Linked DNA regions of Homo sapiens: region 1 is linked to region 2. Evidence: chromatin loops called from intact Hi-C (ENCODE). Cell type or tissue: breast epithelium. All regions are shown on one strand. Each heading gives the region's core, and the rest is flanking DNA. Links, peaks and the distances in the headings are about the cores only. Region 1 overlaps POC1B-DUSP6 (POC1B-DUSP6 readthrough). Region 2 has its middle 62 kb from the start of DUSP6.

Region 1 (10,098 bases), core at 3,219-5,718, 77 kb after region 2:
GTAGTGCCAGATGGAAATGGGCTTTGGATGTCATGGTAAGAAGTTTTGAATTTTTCTTTAGGTGAAGTCATCATAGATATTTATACAGGGGTGTGACATGATTTCAGGATATAATTCTGTAACAAAGGGGGCGAGTAGACTGGAAGGGAGAGAGAAACTGGGGGCAGGAAAACCAATTAGGAAGCGATTGCAATTGTCCAGAAAAAGGATGCAGTACCACCACGATCATCCTCTTCCTAAAATAATGTATTCATCAACCTGCTTAGTTTTATTCCTCCTATTTCTGCAGCTAGAAAAATCACTTAGCCCTCTTGTGACTCAGAATTTCTCCCTATTAATAGAAGATGACAGAATACTTATCTCACCTCACACAGGGAGATACTGAGAGATGCTTGCAATTGTAGCCACGAAAGAGGGGGAAATGTTATTCCAAATGCCAGTGGCAGTAATTACTCTGGAGTAGTGAGGGGAGGGACACTGCCTTTCCTCACTAACAGTCCATTATAAAAATTTCAAACCTATAGAAAAGTTGAAAGTTGAGTAAGAGCATCAGAAATACTCTTTGGAGGGAAGCTTCTGCAGAAATTCCAAGTACTCACCACCCAGGAAGTGGCATTTCCAATCTAAGGGCCCATTGCCTTCAGGATGAGAATGCCATTGCAGCCTATTTGGTTACAAACAGTGTTCTATAATATGAGATTTTGTAAAGAAAGGCCCATTTTCCCATTGTTTTCCATTACAAACAAAAGTGTAAGGAATGATATTCTTATTATTCCTATTGCTGAAATGGGGCTGGGGAGGGCCATATTTGAAGGAGTTATACCATCATCTACATGCTTTCAAGCTGTGTTTTGCCCTTTGGGGTTTGGAGTCTGCCCTTGTAGCAAGAGGCACGTAGTCATACCTTTTCCATCTGCTGCTGGGCCCCTTCCCATACTAGGTCTCCATTTCAGCACCCTGGACCACATCAGAATTCTTTCTTGTTTTTGGAAAAGCATCATTGATATCTACCGCAGGGTGTGTGACAGACATAAACTGCTTTAAGTTTTGCCAAAATGACTGTGTCTTCTACCTTTGAAAAAAAATCTGTGCTCTCTATATTTGCTGAGTTGGTATAAGATATTCCAAGGGATAAAAAGATAAATAATGAAGAGACACTGCCCTCAAGAAGCTAACAGATAGGACTGTGACCTAATGAAGAAGTTAGGAGGGTAGCATTCAGTGCTTTTTTAGAACAGTATCAACTTTCAAGATTCAAAAGGATGGTCGTGTTCAATGACTGATGGAGTCCTTCCAACTGGAATGGGGTGATTTGAACTTACAATGAGGAAACCCAAAGTACTTCATTTTATATATGAAAATCAAATGGTTATTGAGTGATATAATAAGGAGACCTATCAGGAATACGTAAGGAGAAGATAATTTATGCTCCTTTCTAAAGTACATTTACGTAAGTAATGAATGATTAGCTCTTTCAAATGGAAATGTTTTCTCTAGTACAGTAAATTATTCTGATTCATTTGTTCACTCTTAACATGCATTTCTTGGAAAACTTACTGGCAAAATTTGTCACAAAGCAATTAGGAGACTACAAAGTACAGAAGAATAGCCTTTAAATCCTTACACAAATTAGTTCTTATTTTAAGGACAGTTTAAATCTCACAACATCACAGCCTGCTTTTGCATGCACTCTTTCATTTACTTGTTAGATTCCTTTACTGCAAAGAGCTCAAGGAAAACAACTAGAAACAAACCATGGCTATGCTGACAAGAAAGTGTCAGTTATAAAGGGAAATGAATGAAGATTTATTCATTTATTAATAAAGTAATGTGGGCAGCCATTTGATAATTCTAATTTCTGATTTAGTCTTTAAAGTTGACTTATTTGCATACATTTTTAAAAGTCTGTGCTGTTGCCAAGTGACTTGGAACTACACAGCATAGTTTACTTACAAATTAGATGAAAGCCTCTTTTAAAATGTCTGCACATATTGTACTTTTTTTCTCTTAAAAATAAGCCATTGTTGATTTATTTTTGGACAGGTGATATTTGTGAATGGAACAAAATATAAAAGGAAGGATATGGCATACAGTAAGTCAGTCTCTCCTGGCCACCCAGTTCCTCTCCCTGGCACCAACCACTTTTGACTAGCATTTTGTGTATCTTCTCAGGGGGAGTCTATGCATGTACAAGGATATGCATTTATTATTGGTGTTATTGGTATGCAATTGTAGCAGACTCGTTTTTAATGACTACATAGTATTCTATTGCATGGACATAGCATAATTTATTTAGTCAGCCATCCTATCGATAGATATTGAGGTTGTTCGTAATCTTTTTGCTATTGCAAGCAATGACTGCAATGATTATGTTTTATACACTCATCCACCTTGTGGTGAATATATCTGTAGGGTAAATTCTTAAATATGGAATTGTTTGGTCAGAGTATATGAGTTTATAATTTTGATAATTATTGCCCAAATGCCCCCTTCAGAGATCGCACTAATTTGCATTCCCACCAGTAATGTATTTCCCCATACTTTAGCTGACACAATGTGTTCTCAAACCTTTGCCACTCTGAGAGATGAATATTGGTATCTCATGGTAACTTTAATTTGCCTTTCTCTTAAGAGTCAATTTGAGCGTGTTTTTGTATGTTTAAAGGCTGTTTGAATTTTTTTCTGTGAACTGTCTATTCATATCCTTTACTCATTTTTTGAGTAGATTGTTGATCCTATTTTATTTTTATACCTTATTTTGCAACCATAATGTTAAGTTCATTTTAGCCTCTGAACTCAAATACCATTTGTCAATCATTAGTCCAAATAAAAAAAAAGTGGAGCCACTTAATAATCCTAACGCACAGTTTGAAACATAATTCATTGATGCCTGACTTTTCCTTCTCAACTAGTTTTAATCTCAAATTTTAATGGGAACTGTCCTCACTCCTTAGGCCCAGTCAGGGTCAAAGAGTCCTGGGTTTTATTTGTTTTATTTGAACCCCAGGAGAGTTGCTTGTCTGAAGCTCTGTTTTAGCAATAGATTATTTATACAAACTCTCTGATAAATTTTAACTCATTAAATAGCAGCGTTAATATACTCATCTAGCACCACATTCCCTGCCTTCTGCATGAGCAGAGGAGAGAGAGTGATACTATTAAATATTCAAAAGCCTTTATCCTTATCCCAACCCCTCCATAGGAAGATGCTATCTTGCCTGGGCTAGGTGTAGTGGCTCACACCTGTAATCCCAGTGCTTTGGGAGGCCAAGGTGGGAGGATCACTTGACACCCAGAGTTCAAGACCAGCCTGGGCAACATAGTGAGACCCCATCTCTACAAAAATAAAACTAAAAAAATTAGCCAGGTGTTGCAGGCACCTGTATTCCTAGCTACTCAAGAGGCTGAAGTGGGAGGATCACTTGAGCCCAGGAGTTTGAGGTTACAGTGAGCTATTATCAGGTCACTGCACTCTAGCCTGGGAGACAGAGCGAGACCCTTTTTTTTTTGAGACAGGGTCTCACTCTGTCACCCAGGCTGGAGGGCAGTGGCGAAATCTTGGATCACTGCAACCTCTGCCTCCTAGTTTCAAGTGATTCTCCTACCTCAACCTCCCGAGTAGCACGCCTGGCTAATATATATATATTTTTTTAATGGAGACAGTGTTTCACCATAGTGGCCAGGCTGGTCTCGAAAACCTGACCTCAATTGATCCACCTGCCTCGGCCTACCAAAGTGCTGGGATTACAGGCATGAGCCACCATACCCAGCCAACCCTGTCTCTTAAAGAAGAAGAAGAAGGGAGAGGAGGAGGAGGAGGAGGATGAGAAGGAGGAGGAGGAGGAGGAGGAGGAGAAGGAGAAGAAGAGAAGGAAGAGGCAGAGGGGGAGGAGGAGGAGGACTAGAAGGAGGAGGAGGAATTATCTTATTATCTTGCCCATTAAATAAAAAAGCGTAAAAGTCCCTTGCTTCTTTCTTTTTCAGAATGGGGATAGTTTAAAAGTGTCTGTTTGCAATCCCCAAATATCATATTGCTTTTGGCAGCTGATATTCTTTAGCAGCTGATTAAGTGATACATATTTTACACAAAACAGAATATCCTGAATCAAAGGGATTTTGAATATTTATTTGAACTGGCTTTATCTCAGGTATATATCTGGAATTCACTGAAAATAAAATGGGTGGTAAGGACTCAAAGATGACAGAGGATAGCAACAACAATAACAAGATGGAGATCAGGAAGTAGGTATGCAAATACCTGTAGGTTGGATGTATATAGGAAAAGCTACCATATCAAACTGGGCAGAAGCAACCAATCCAGAAAAATAACTTCTAGCATCCAATCATATTGTGGTGAGATTAAACTCACAAGAAAGTTAAATGAGGTTTAGAGAACATATTCTCAACCCATACATACTTCATTGGAGCAACTCTTGTTAATCTTAAGGGGAATTATGGAACTCCATTCTTCCTTCTTATTTAGAAGAAAATAGATTCAAGGCCAAATTTGTAGGCCAAATTGAAGATATAACGAGATTTTTTTTTTAACTCATCGTCTTTGCCAAATTCTCTAGAACATAAAACCTGAGGCAAAGATTACTTGCTAAGTCTATGTTGGGTGGTGCAATTTCAGGGCTATAAAAGGGAATGAGAAAAAGGTGAGGCAGGAAAGGAAGGAATGCAAATACTAGACGGTGTGTTAAGGAGCTGGACATAACTTCACAAAGAACAAAGCCTGTTGCTGGGTCCTGCATGTCACCTTGAAACAGTCCATCAGGTGGGGAGGGCAGTGGGAGGAGCAATGGGGGGAGAAAGAGGAATTTATCTTCTTGACCTCTAGTCCCTTGATTCAAAATTTAACTCTGATTTAAGGGAGCCGTTGGGTAAGCCAGATTCCACATCCCACTAAACTGCCTGGAAGAGGTGGGAGGAGAGCAGCCATTAAGGTATGAGGTACAGAGTCCCATCAGGTGAGACCCATGTCTGTAGCCACTGAGGTTCCTGTTGCAACAGGTGAGATGTGATCTTCCCAAAGCCCCAGCTTCTTCCGCAGGAGGCTGAGACAGCAGGCCCACGGATGTCCATTCAGGAAGAGGCTAAGGCTTGGGGGTCAGGTGAAGAATCTTGAGAGACACAAAAATTGTTCTAGTATAGTCATGACTTAAAATTATAAAGAATAATTTTCAAGTCTTTTAGCAAATCCATGAATTGGTGTTTTTGTGGAGATATGAATGACTTTCAGTAAAAGAGTCACCGAATCATAATAGGTATGGAGGTGGAAATTCTATTATTAAGATTTATGATTACTGAAATATTTTCATGATTACTCAGATCCATTTCTGGACTGACCTTATGCTTAACCAGATGATGTTTATTATTAAAGCTGATTTTTAACGAGTGTTCATTAATAAAAAATGCTCTTAACCACAAGGCTTTGTTTCCAAGTGATGTATAATAATATGTGCTAAAACACGAATCTCAATTTCCAGATGCATATTTTACCAAAACACCTATTGCACTAAGGAAAATATGACAAATTCTTTTTTTTGTTTGTTTTTTTCCTTTTTCCCTTTGCTTTTTATTGCTCAGGAAACTATGATTGATTGAGTTTATGAACACATGAACAGGCAAGCACGTACACTTAAAAGATGAAACAAAGAAAAAAGTTGATCCATGTCATTCCATGAGAAAGGCTGCCCGCAGCACTCCAGCTCAAACACAGTGTCCCCTCAAGCTCTCTATCCCCCTCCCCACTCCCTCACCTTCCCTCTGATTCAGGGAAATCAGATTGGGAGGTTAGTGCATCATTGACAGAGAATGCCCTCCTTCCACGCTCTGTAAGTCTCCCCCAGAAGCGGGGAAGGCAGTTCCCTTCAGTAGCGCACTTAGGGTTGATTAGTGTTGGTTCCACAAGTTAAGGCACTTCAGGCTGCTTTAGTGGCAGCGTGGTTCCTCCCCTCCTTTTTTAAGGCATGTGTCCTCTAAGAGTAGTAAAGCTTTGGAAACTGTGCAGACTGTTAAAGTTGACAGCTTAATACAGGATCATTGAAGTCAGCAGGCAAAAGGATCCTCGGAGACACCTCCCTCAGACCAGAAGCTTCCAGAAGGCCTGGGCAGCTCTGTGTTTCGGCTGGGCATGGCACACTGGAGCCCCCCGAGGCCAGAGGGTGGTGCGTTCAGGTAGCAAAGACAGGTGGGCTCCGTCCCGCCTTCACCTGCAGCTGCCCTGGCTGCTGGTGGAGAAAATATGACAAATTCTAATTTTTCTGCACATTAATGTGCTGTGGTATAGGTCTAAGGGAGGGGGCGCAGATGGTGGTGATGGAAGTGGAAACAAAAAAATCAATGAAAGAGACTCTTGATAAAACAAGCGTCATATATCTAAAAATAAAATAATAACAAATGGTTATCCTAGCGTATACATCCAGATGACATTTGGAAATTTGCATAGAAGTAACAGAAGGGCTAAATGAAGCCTTCTGGAAAAGTCATAGTCTTTCAAACTTTATGTACTCTTGGATTCTAGAAACTCACTTCAGTTATTTAAGTGAAATGACCAGAATTAGTGTCATCTCCATACATTGAGCAGGAAGTTAACTTTGAGGAACTATACATGAGCACTTGTCCCTGAGGTTGTAGTATCTTTATGTCCTTTCCACGCCCTCGCCACAAAAAGCCCCAGCAAGAACAATCAATGTTTTCCTGCTTAACCCGTATTTTTATCTGAATGTACATTCTCCCTCCTCCCTCTTCCCTCTAGGCATTTGCTAGGCCCTTAGGAGGTCAGGCAACTTGCACTGTGGCACATGAAGAATATTCACATACTTCATATCCTGCAGGAGAAAGGAGACAGCACAAGAAATTCTGTTGTCACTAATTGAAAGTAGTTTATCACTTTATCTTTAGAAGGTCTAATGCCAAAACTTCAAGGAGATAATAAATAGTCCAGTCTGGGTTTGAGCCTGGAGTTTGGATGTCTAAGATGACTCCGAGCGGATGTGGATTTACGTGTTAGTACCTGAAAGTGGGCACAGCCCCCACCTTGGAATGAATGTACACTTCCAAAGGACTCGTTCCCACAGGGTGGTGGAAGGAACAACAGAGACAGCTATGTGCCCACATGCTCAGCCATCTGCCATTCCAACCACATGTCTCTCCCCCCGTTTCCTGCAAATGATTCATCTATTCTTTTTCTCCTTCTTCAAAGATAACTCTGTAAGCACTTAAGGAGGGGAAAGTCATTAAGAAAAGTGGAATCTGGAGTTATTAGGATGAGATAGAGCAGATTAAACAGTCTGGAATTTCACAAAGCAAACAGCACAGGGTGCGGACCCTGGGCCCGTCTCTCTCCTGCTGGTGCATCATTTCACAGGTTATCATCCTTCATGAACAGGTCAACAAAAATGGCCACAGGTAAACATGAGCATATGAGTTGCTAAAGAGAAAGAAAGACAGAGAACAGCAGAAGTCAGGAGGATTCTGGATTTTCCAACTGGAGCCTCTGTGCATCTTATCCAGCATCACAGACAGTGTCTGTCGCTAAGTGATGCCAAAGGTTTTACACCAATGAATGGGATCTTTGTGACGTTTTCCCAATAACAGACCAAAAAGCTGCCACTAAAATCATGCTTTTAAAGGAGATCCTGAACAATAGCCAGTGAAGGTGATTATGGCCATGTCCCCATGTCCATGAGGAGGTGCTTGGTGGGTATTTGTTGAATTGCATCAAACTGGAGTTGGATGGGACTCAGTTCAAATCCTGACTCTGCTTCCAGCTTCTGGTACATTAGGCAAGTTGCTAAACCTCTGGGCTTAGGGGATAAAGACACTACCTCACAGGGTGGAGTGAGGAGTAGAAGATAATATACGTGAAGTACTTCATGTGGTCTTTGGAAAGAGGTAGATAGATAGGCAAATATCAGGTGATTACAAATACTCCTTATAATTTCACTTCAGTTTGTACCGCATCTCACACCCTGAAGCTAGCAGGGTAAAGAGCTCTCAGGAGAATGAAGAGGCCTCTGGCCCATTCTAGTATGGTCTCTCCCATCAGGAGGGGAAAGGCAAATATTGCATGGGACCTGGCAATAAGATTGAATGAGACATAAGCAAAGTCTGATCGCATCCTTATCCCCACCCCTTAACAGCCACTATATCCCTTGAGGCAAGTGAAGGGCCCCAGAAGTGAGGGATCTTATTGCTAAGTAGATCAGACAGAGTTCTTAAAGATTCTAATATGTTGCCTGTATTGTCTCATCTGTAAAATGGGTGTTAAAATAGCACTCATATCTTGGGTTATGAAGATGAAAGAAGATAATCTATGTAAAGGACTGAGCACAGGGCCTGGGACAGTTAGTGATAGATACATGTTAGCTACTGTTGCTATTTTGTATTCCATGTTCAATCTATGATATTGATTAACCTGTTTATTGATTGCTGGATTTTCATTTAGTAAATTAATTTTCAATAAATGATTTTCACTTAAGCATTTGTTCACGCAGTCACTTCATTCATTTATTTATCATAAAACATTTATCAAGGTCCTATTCTATACTGACACTATGCTGGGCTCAAGAGATGCTGAGGCTTTTTGGGCAAGAAGGTTGAAGACTAGGCAGGGAGAGAGACCTGAACTAAAGCAGGAGAAGGCAAGGTGTAGTATACACATCATGGAGACATGTATAAAGCATTCCTGGAACCCAGAGGAACCAGGAAGTGCTGCTCATAAAAGATGCTTTTTGAACTAGATCTTGAAGAGTGAGTAGCCCGAGGAGTTTGGGCTTGCGAATTCTAGATAACAAGAACAGCTTGCCAAAAGGGATAAAGTTGTGAAACAAACAAACAAACAAAAAACAGGGTTTGGAGCCAGGAGGACTTTGGTGTGAGTGGTGTTTGGCCATTCTGCCTGGTGCCTTCCTTTGAATTTAGGTTCGACCCCCTGTGGGGGCCACAGAGAGTCACCTGCAGCTCAGTCTTACCCCAGGTGCTGGGCCCAAGTCTGCTCTTAGAGGAAATGTAAGTAGCTTATATCACTCAGTATCGGGTCAGCTAGGCTCTGGGTTCTGTTCTGAGCTCCTGCTCTATTTCTAGCTGTGAAGTTTCCACTTGATTCCTGTCACAGGCTCTACCTTGTATTCCAGTTCAAATAACTGGGCTTTGGCCTTTGTTCTTTCTTCTACATTCTGCCTCTAAGTTTCTCTAAGACTGGAATTTTGCCTTTCCTTATCAGTCCTTCCTAGAACTTCAGTCCCTCCCAGAACTTCAGTCCCCTCCTTGGCCCTGGGGCCTCACTCCAGGCTGCTTGATCCACTTATGGTTATTGCTTGCTGGGTTCACCTTCTTCTCCTTTCTGCAGGTGGAACACAGACTGATGACAACCACGTGCTGAGATCCCCTGTTACTGCCTAGACACAAATTGCTATCTAGGTCCTGTTTCACTGCCTGGCAGAACTGCCTTGCTACTTCTGGTTTGGCTCGCCATTGCCTGAATTCCTAAACTCCATTCTGAATATTACTAGTGAAAAATGCACGGCAGGGCGCAGTGGCTCATGCCTGTAACCCCAGCCCTTTGGGAGGCTGAGGCAGGTGACTCACCTGAGGTCAGGAGTTCGAGACCAGCCTGGCGAACATGGTGAAACCTCGTCTTTACTAAAAATACAAAAATTAGCCAGGCATGGTAGTGGGCACCTGTAATTCCAGCTACTCAGGAGGCTGAGGCATGAGAATTGCTTGAACCCGGGAGGCAGAAGTTGTAGTGAGCCGAGATCACACCACTGCACTCTAGCATGGGCTATATAGAGCGAGACTCAGTCTCAAAAAAAAAAAAAAAAAAAGAAAAATGTGCTACTTTGGTATTGAAATTAGCATCCAACATCAGCTTTTGGAGATACAGGTTATGCCATATACTTTGGTAAATTTCCCCCAAGCATTTAGACTTACAGAAGATATGCAGTAAAAGCTGTTGGAGTATATGCTACAAATGAGCCTTGGTGGTATGGTCCCAGGCCTTCCTGTGCTGATTAGCATTTTATGGCATGTATAATTTTCCTTAACATTGCTCAGGGGATTAGGACACTAGTCATATGCTGCCAGCCACAA
Region 2 (10,098 bases), core at 4,365-6,864:
CACCCCAATTAATTTTTATAATCACATCCTGCTTCATCTGTACAAAGGAAAGATTAAACTAGAGGATCTCTACTGTCCTTTTTAGCTATCAAACTCTGGTTGGGTAGTCCAGAAGTTCATGTCTTCTAGAGTGTAGGTATACTGCCTATTCCATGTGTCTACATTAACTTTAAAAAAGGAAGAGGAAGAAATTGTTTAGCCAGCCAATATTTAAACCTACACTGGCCTGTAGATCTATTTTTCATAGATTAGATACATTTTCTTAATTACTTGGATATGCTTTATCTGGGAAGCACATACATGATACTACTCTAGCCCCATCAGAATTCTCCTTGGAAGTCAAAAAAAGTAGAAATTTCTACTTAGCTTATAACATTATTGTTTTTGCTAAATAAAAATGTCCTTGGTGAAAATCCAGCTCCCACTGAAACTATCATTACTGTTTTTTAGCCTTCACTACCATGTAGGTATAAAAATATATATTAATAGAAAATTGGTAAGTCATAGTAACAGTAGAAACTGTGTGTTCTGGCATTCTCTGAAATGATATATTAATTGTTTCATGGCAGTATGCCTCTCTTTTCCCCTTATTTTCAGTCTATAAACCTTGACTCCAGCTCCTCTGGGACAGTAGAATAGGAAATGTCTTGCTAACATAATGAGGACAGCACCAAGGAAGTTGCTGGAAAAGATTCGAGGTTACTGGACTGGTTCAACTTATGCTAATGTAGGCATAGAATTATTTTAAAGTTTTTCAGTATTCTTAGCTTAAAGGAAAGATGACAAGAACAGCAATTTGTGTGTTATTGCTCTGTTGCTTTTTTGCTAAGTGTGAGACACGGCTCTGCCCTGATAATCAAAGCAAATAATGTTATAAAATCATTTATAGATTTATAGCTCAATCCAGAAGGTTGATGCTAACTGAGAAGTCTCCAGAATTGGATCAAATTTTCAATTCAAATGAATAGAGCAACCACACGTCCCATGCCTCATAAATCTCCAAATTTAACTCGAAGCCTGTTCCCTTCTTCCAGATGGCTAGTGGAGAGGGGAGGTGGGGAGGCAGAATTAGCAAGCAAACCCAAAGAGACACAGTTCCTCCATGTTCAGTGGTGTCTGTCTCCCAAGCGGCTTTTACTGAAGCTAGTATTACTACACAGAAATTACCCAGGTAGGCAAAAAGATTTAAATATGTGGAGGGTTTTAACCTCTTGGGAATTTCCTTTCATACAGCCATTAAACTAGAAGATTTTTCTTTCTTCAAAACTAAGCGATTAGGTGGACAAATCAACAACAGTCATTTGCCCAGAAAATATCTACCATCACCTCTTCACCATTACAGCATTATCTTCTCAGGGGCGACTATGTCACCTCATATCAGAGACTTCGCTCAAGTCATTGGGATATTTTATAGATGGTGAATCACTCTGTCACCCCCATGCAACTCCCCAGGGAGAAGATGTGTGAGGTTTAAAAAGAAAAAACAAAGGAAAGAACAGGAAGGAATATGACTTCACTTTCCTTTTTTCTCTTTAAATCTCCAATTTTTTAATATCAAAAATATTGTGTGAAGATGTTGTGTATATGCCTTTGACAGAAGTAGCAGACAATGAAGATACACAAGAGCACAGACTACAAAATACTTAATGCTAACTTACTACTTGTTTTATAGACTCTTCCAATAACATTTAGGTCTTACTTGGAGAAGCCCTATTAATTTTCTTCTATATTTTCTTACTGTTTTTATTTTACTTACCTTTGCCCCTTCATCCCATCTTTATACCTCAAGAAATCAAAGTTTCAAATCAGGTGGAAGAAATTTTCTTTCAAAGGGATTGAATTTTACTTTGCTTCTTCACGAGTGATAAAAATGCAGAACTCTCTCCTTAACTCAATCTTTTCCTTCTTTCCTATGCTTCATTTTTTATCTTCTTCTCTTCCTAAACTTTTTAATATTTATTTTCCATCTTTTCTATCTCCACACTCTCTGTAATGGCTGTAGATTGAATTTGATTGCCTCCTTCATCTGCCTTTATGAATATGTTAGATGATAACAAGGTATGTGCTGAATCTGAGCAAAGGGTAAGAAGTAACATCAAACGTTTACAAGCATATAGAGTAACCAGAATGTCCATACACTTCTGGTTGTCATGCAAGTTGGTACAACTACTTTGGAAACTTCTCTAGCTGTATCTATTAAAGCCAAATATATATATATATATACACACACACACACACACACTCCATGACACAGAATTCTGCTCATATAGACACTCAACACAAGTGCACACATACATGCACAAGAAACATGTAGAAGAATGCTTGTAGCAGCATTATTCATAATAATCAAAACCTGGAAACAGCCCAATTGTCTGTCAGTAGAAGGGATAAATACATCATATAATGAATACTCTATAAAAATTAAAATAAGGGAAATTACTGCTACACATGAAATTGCTGTTGCACATCACAGGGATGACTCTCACAACTACAACTATAATGTTTTTTGTTTTATTTTGTTTTGTTTGACACGGAGTCTCGCTCTGTTGCCCAGGCTGGAGTGCAGTGGCACGATCTCGGCTCACTGCAAGCTCCGCCTCCCGGGTTCACGCCATTCTCCTGCCTCAGCCTCCTGAGTAGCTGGGACTACAGGTGCCTGCTACCACGCCCGGCTAATTTTTTATATTTTTAGTAGAGACGGGGTTTCACCGTGTTAGCCAGGATGGTCTCAATCTCCTGACCTCATGATCCGCCCGCCTCTGCCTCCCAAAGTGCTGGGATTACAGGTGTGAGCCACCAAGCCCGGCCTACAACTATAATGTTGAATGAGAGAAACCATTACAAAAAAGAGCACTATAGAAAGAATAGCTTCAAAAACTCACAAAAATAGTCTGATGATAAAAAGAGTATTGGTAACTTCTGGGGGAGAACTTAATGGCTGGGACAGAGCATGAAGGAGGTTTCTGGGTTCCTGATAATGCAGTATCTCTTAAACTGGATATTGATTACCTGAGTGTGTTCATGCTCTAAAATTCATACAACTTAAGATCTATTCATATTAATGTATGTGTGTTTGTCAGGATTCTCCAGAGAAAGAGAACCAATAAGGTATATACATATATATTATCATTCACATAGGATACATACACATACACACACACACACACACACACACACACACACGTATTAAGATTTACTATGGGAATTTGCTCCTACGATTATGGAGGTCAAAAGTCCCCAAACTGCCATTTGCAAGCTGGAGAATCAGGAAAGCCAATAGGCGATGGGTGGGGAATGGTATAAGTCCCAGAGCCCAAAGGCCTGAAAACCAGGATCTCCAATGTCCAAGGACAGAAGATGGATGTTTGAGCTCCAAATGAGAGTAAATTCACCCTTTCTTCACTATTTTGTTGCTTTCAGGCTCTCAACAGATTTTATGATGCTCACCTGCATTGGCAAAGGCCATCTGCTTTATTCAGTCCACTCATTCAAATATTCATCTCTTCCAGAAACACCCCCACATACACACTCAGAAACAATGTTTTACAAGTGATCCAGGTATTGCTTAACCCAGTGAAGTTGACATAAATTAATCATCACAGTATGTAAATTATACCCTGAATTTTTAAAGCCATATTAACACTTTAGTGAACTTTGCTTTTCTCCTGAATTACTCCTAGATTCTCTCTAAATTGTACAGCTGAGAATTTGACCTATTATCAAAATGATCTGACTAGCACCAAATCTGACTAATTCAAGTCATCACATAATATCAGTAGACTTCCCAATTCAGACTTCAAACAGTGTTTGGTGCTAAAAAGTAAAGATTATATACAATAATGAGCTAATAATTTTTAAATGGAGATAAGAAAAAGAAAGCAGCCATCAAAGCTCTACTAAATTTAATAAGTATTGGAGGGACAACAGTAATAACTGTAAATTGAATTTGATTGCCTTCTCCCTCAAAGTGATTGGCTCAAACTTCCTGAATTATGTTCCCCTACAAAAGGTTTAAAAGATAGTGGTTGACCAGGAGGCAGAGCTTGCAGTGAGCCAAGATCGTGCCACTGCACTCCAGCCTGGGTGACAGAGCAAGACTCCATCTCAAAAAAAAAAAAAAAAAAAGAAAAAGAAACAGAAAAGAAAAGAAAAGATAATGGTTGATAGAAAACAGTTAGGATGGTGATATGATGATTGCTAACATTTATTAACTGCAGAGTTCTGCATTTAACCACCATGAATCAGCCTCTGCAGTACATCAGCATTATACTGCTGTTTTATCCATACAGAGTTCTGCAAGAATGGTAATATATCCCTGTGTCATGTTTGGCCTTTTTCAATAAAACTGCAGTTGACTTAGGCTCAACTTAGTGTCTACTCCAACACCAGATTCTTTTCTGGCAGAAAGTTACTTTTCCACAAGAAATGACATAAAAAGGTAGTCATCGGAGTGGAATATAATATTGTATATGAGTAAAATAAATGTGTAACATATTTTTATGACTGTTGAATGTACTTTAGTATTATTCAGATAGAGATTTTAGTCTGAGATTGGATTGAGATGACACAAACCACTTTGACTATGAGAACACAACGGGCCTGCAAGCAAACAACATACTACATACTTTTATTTATTTTTTTCTTTTTTGAGAGAGTCTCACTCTGTTGCCAGGGCTGGAGTGTAGTGCCATAATCTCCACTCACTGCAACCTCCACCTCCCGGGTTCAAGCGATTCTCCTGCCTCAGCCGCCTGAGTAGCTGGAATTACTGGCGCCCGCCACCACACCCAGCTAATTTTTGTATTTTTAGTAGGAATGGGGTTTCAGCTTGTTGGCCAGGCTGATCTCAAACTCCTGACTTCAAGTAATCCACCCGTCTCAGCTTCCCAAAGTGCTGAGATTACAGGCATGACCCACTGCACCTGGCAATATACTTCTGATTAATTAATATTATAAAGCAGCCAGGGCGCAGTGGCTCACGCCGGCAATCCTAGCACTTTGGGAGGCCAAGGCGGGTGGATTGCCTGAGCTCAGGAGTTCGAGACCAGCCTGGCAACATGGTGAAACCCCGTCTCTACTAAAATACAAAAAAAAAAAAAAATTAGCCGGGTGTGGCAGCATGTGCCTGTAGTTCCAGCTACTCAGGAGACTGAGGCAGAAGAATTGCTTGAACCTGGGAGGCAGAGGTTGCAGTGAGCTGAGATGGTGCCACTGTACTCCAACCTGGTGACAGAGCGAGACTCCATCTTAAAAAAAATAAATAAATAAATAAATATATATATATATATATATATATATATATATATATATAAAGGCTTATACTGTTAATGATCCATATTTTAATTCCAGAATGAATCTCTTTCTATTACTGTTATCCACCCTAAAATTTAGGGTATAAACCAACTAATGTTATAATAATATTAACCTAAGAAAAATATTTTAAAGGAAAATTTGCTATAAAATATATTACGTATTAATACAATATAGGTTATACATATTGTACCCAAAGCAAAATGAAATTGATTTTTTAAAAATTATTATGAGCTGACTATATCCATACCACTCCTATAAGACACTAACACAGATAATCAAAACATGTCAAAATTGCTTTGGAGGTAAGAGATTTTTCATTTCCCAATATCTTCTGGTCCTTAGGTTATTACTTATTATTCTAAACTGCAAAAACAGAAACCATCTTATTCATATGTTTTCACTTTCCTTTGGCAGATACATTTTATTCTTAGAGCCAGATATGTGACCCATACATGATATTCATTCTGCAAATTAATCAGCCCTCTTTGGGCTCAATTCTGCATTCTTTATTTTCCCATTTCCTAATTTTCAGTGCCTATTTTAAATGGCTTGATACATTACTGGCTTCCGTGTAAATTATTTTACTTTTTTTTTTTTTTTTTTTTTGGAAAAAGGCAGTTGTGCCAGTTGAGATTCTCTGAGAAGCAGTCCTCAAGATGTGATTATGGACATGCTGAGGGATATAACAGACACTGGGGACTCCAAAAGGGGGGTGAGGGCTTAAAAATTACTCATTGGGTACAATGTTCACTATTTGGATGATGGGTACACTGGATGCACAAATGCTACCACCACACAACATATCCGTGTAACGAAGGAAAAAAAAACAGGTGATTAGATATGCAAGATATCTGCTGGGGGAAATGCTGAAGAAGGAGAAAGAAGAGGGATCAGGAGTAGCCAGGGAGAGGCCCAAGTGTAAGATGTATGTGTGACTGCTGTGGAAAGAAGGGGACAAAAAAGAGAATTGGAGAGGAAGTGTCTCAGTCTGCAGGGCAGTGCTATGAAACTTTCAGCCAGATGGACAAGGAGTTGCTGGGCCAAAATTTGTTGTAAAGCCTCAGATCCCACCAATATGCAGCTATTGGCTGGGGACAGCCATCAAAAGTCTGAATTCTAAGGAAGGGTGGCTGAGACTCTCGGTCAGCTCTGCTCCCCACAGCAGTTCGCTTGAGAATGTCAATGGCAAATTTTCATGGCCATTACAACTGTATACAAAAAAATAAACCAGAAAGTTGTTACGGACTGAATGTTTGTGTCCTCTGCAAAATTCGTATGTTAAAGCCTTAACCCAAGGTGATGGTATAGTAATTGTATCCAAACAAATATTTATTACAATCTAACATTCTAATGCTTTCAGGTTATAATAGATTAGAATCACATACTGAGATTTATAGTATCTGAAACATGTTTGAATTTGCCCCTCTAGTATTCGACAAAAATCCATAGGTCGTAGGACTGTGCCTTCCCAACACTTGTAATATTGGATTTGCTGCAACAAGTAATTCTGCTGTTGTCACTGTGGTTATTTTTCATTGTGCCACACAGCGAGATAAAAAGGAAGGGAATCTCAGGTTTTGCTTTTCCTTCTGTTTCCATGGACACAGGTTTATAATTTTATATGAAAGTCAAAATCTGTCACTCTCATTAAGTCTGTTCTTAGAGCTACTTTGCTAACAGCTTAGACTAATGCAGTAAAATAATTAGGAACCAACAAAGAAAACACTCATAACGAAGGGAAATGAGCCCCTTCTTAAAGAAAGGAACAACTGGGAGAAGGCTGTGGAGTGAGCCCATGGCTTGAGAAAGGGATGAATAGAAGTTAATAAAGTACTTAATGAAAGCGGGTGTTGTGGAGCATTGGATGGAATCGCAGCATGCAATGTGGATATAGTTTGCTTTTAAACCAAAAACAATAGAATTAATGTTCCTTTTAAACATAACACATCCTAATGGCTAGCACTGTATCCGCCTCCTGCTGTCTCTTGCACAAATATGTGAATATATCAGCTTGACAGTTTCAAGAATCTTGCCTTTCCAAACATTTACCAGTCCAAAAATATTCACAATTATCTTCAGCATAATTAATTGTGGCCTACTGTACAATTTTGCAGGCACTGGGTCTGTGAAGCCATGTCATATTGTTCTTGTCACATAAGGTTTATTAAGGCTTTGCTGTGTGTGAAGGACACTGACAGATTATGACTGATACAAAGAACTGAAGGAACTGTTTGGAAGTAATATTACATTCAAAAATATAATGAAGAAGAGCAAAATTAGCAAGGAATTATTAAATTACAAAAAGTTCAGCTGGGTGTGGTGGCTCATGCCTGTAATCCCAGCACTTTGGGAGGCTGAGGTGGGTGGATCTCTGCAGGACGTTTGAGACCAGCCTGGCCAACAGGGTAAAGCCACTTCTGTACTAGAAATACAAAAATTAGCTGGGCATACTGGCATGTGCCTGTAATCCCAGCTACTTGGGAGACTGAGGTACAATCAGTGGAACCTAAGACGTGAAGGTTGCAGTGAGCTGAGATTGTGCCACTGCACTCCAGCCTGGGCAACAGAGTGAGACTCTGTCTTGGGGAAAAAAAAAAAGTTCTTTATTTTTCTGGAAGGATTTACTTCACTAATAGCATGTACCTATAGTGAAATTAAAATGATGAAATGTGTGTACTAGCCATGTCCCTGAAATGTTTGGTGCAAAACTGGGCCATGTGCATGTCATGGGCTCCTCCATGCAGAGCTGAGCTGTCCATCTGATTCTGTCAGGCTGACCCAGAATAATCTCCTTTCTTTAAGCAACTTAACCAATTAATATGGGACCTATATTCCATTTGCAAAAACTCTTCACCTTTCCTATATAACGTAACCTAATCACAGAGTGAAATCCATCATATTCACAGTCCTGCCCATAAGCAAGAGTAGAGGGTTATACAAGATAAATACCCCAAGGGGCAGGAATCTTGGAGGCCGTCTTAGAATTTTGCCTACAACAGTGAAGACTACAGCTCACTAGATAGACAGTGGTAGATTTGTATTGCAATACTGAAATCATAAATGGATTTAATTATTAATACCAATACTATGCAAGATGAGCATCATTACACATTTTTAGCTAGAGTAGGGGCTCCCATATATAGACTTTAATTAAAGGTAGCCATGGTAACTGGAAAGTTCATTACAGTCTTAGTATTAGTATTTTTCTTCTCCGTCATCCCAATCCTGAAAAAGTATGTTTATGTGTGTACGCCATTTGAGGGCAAGAATTAGGGGATGTATTTTGCCTATTTAAATAGAAAGGTTGTTACTTAAAATTAATTAAAATATATACTGAGTGCGGCCGGGCATGGTGGCTCATGCCTGTAATCGTGTAAACTTTGGGAGGCCGAGGCGGGCGGATCACCTGAGGTCGGGAGTTCAAGACCAGCCTGACCAACATGGAGAAACTCCATCTCTATTAAAAATACAAAATTAGCTGGGCGTGGTGGTGCATGCCTGTAATCCCAGCTACTTGGGAGGCTGAGGCAGGAGAATTGCTTGAACCCAGGAGGTGGAGGTTACGGTGAGTTGAGATAGTGCCATTGCACTCCAGCCTGGGCAGCAAGAGCAACACTCCATCTCAAAAAAACAAAAAATGTATATATATATATCTATGTATATACTGAGTGCTTGACAGAGGGTAAATGCTGTTCAGATACTATTTTTATGAAAGAATTACCTCAATATTTCTTCTTAAGAGAATATGAATGATCTCATTTTCCATATGAATTTTGTGTGTGTGTGTGTGTGTCTGTGTTCATATTTTTTTCCAAGCAAGTTGCAAAGATTGGTCCTCATTTAAAGTTAGATATTTAATACCTTATAGGCCAGAATTATCTCTCTGTGGGGAATCTCACTCCAATGAATTTTCTCTAACATTAAATTTGCTGATCTAGGCAATAGAATATTAAATTAAGCAATACAGTTTGCCACAACCTTTTAGATATCATGTTTGAGAGTTCATCAACCATTATTTTCAAGACCTACTATGTAACAGGCACTGTACTAGGCACTGGAAAATAGATCCCTATTTACTAAAAGAGGAAAGAGTACAGTCAAGTAAACAAATAAATAGCATAATTTCAGATAAAGATCCATGCTATGAAGAAAATTAAATAAGTTGATGTAATGGGATTGAACAAGGGGCAGCAGAGATGAGGGGAAGTTAATTTAGACTGTTTGTGAGATAAGGTCTCATTGAGTAGCTTAAGTTGTAACCTGAATGACAAAAATAAGGTCAGTCAAGAGAAAAACTGGGGACAAGAACTTCCAGGCAAATGGATCAACAAATGCAAAAATGTGCAATGGGAACAATCTTGGTATATTGAAGGAATACAAAGAAAGCCGGAAAGGGCTGTCATCCAATGAAGGAGGGAAGAGGGAGAGTGGGGTTGAATTATATGGGTTATGTAGGTTCTTGAGAGTCACGAAATGATTGGATGATTGGGTATTTGTTTCTAAATGCAGTTGGCAGTCATTGTAGAACTGATTTGAATTACATTGTTTTAAAAGGTACTCAGGCTGCTGTACTGTGAATGGCATTTGGTAGAGCCTCATCCATATCTATTGATTATAACTAAAACAAAAATGCATTACTAGTCCTAGGAGGACAATCAGTCAATTATATTCACTATTTAGTTTTTATTTTTAATTTTAATGTGTCTGTCAATTAGTAGGATATCTTTCTATTTGGCATAAATCCTGTCTATAGTTATTTCTGATAAAAATCTTAAAAGAGAACTG

Evidence for each region. Hi-C counts contacts between places; a loop is a spot of excess contacts. Peaks named below come from ENCODE experiments on the same cell type or tissue, not always from the same donor. Only the 100,000 strongest peaks of a DNase experiment are listed, where the experiment ranks them.
Region 1: a loop joins it to region 2, with 25 times the contacts of the local background. A loop is called at or near these places in 7 of 110 quality-filtered maps.

The regions. Positions count from the first base shown.
Region 1 is chr12:89,363,872-89,373,969 of GRCh38, forward strand. The region is part of intron 9 of POC1B-DUSP6 (POC1B-DUSP6 readthrough); the gene reads right to left. Among named protein-coding and RNA genes, the nearest start is that of DUSP6, 16 kb to the left of the region's middle. In breast epithelium, for the core only: no CTCF peak of the experiment used is centred there; a DNase peak (open chromatin) is centred at 4,762; H3K27ac peaks cover 546 bases.
Region 2 is chr12:89,285,646-89,295,743 of GRCh38, forward strand. No RefSeq gene overlaps it. Among named protein-coding and RNA genes, the nearest start is that of DUSP6, 62 kb to the right of the region's middle. In breast epithelium, for the core only: no CTCF peak of the experiment used is centred there; no DNase peak of the experiment used is centred there.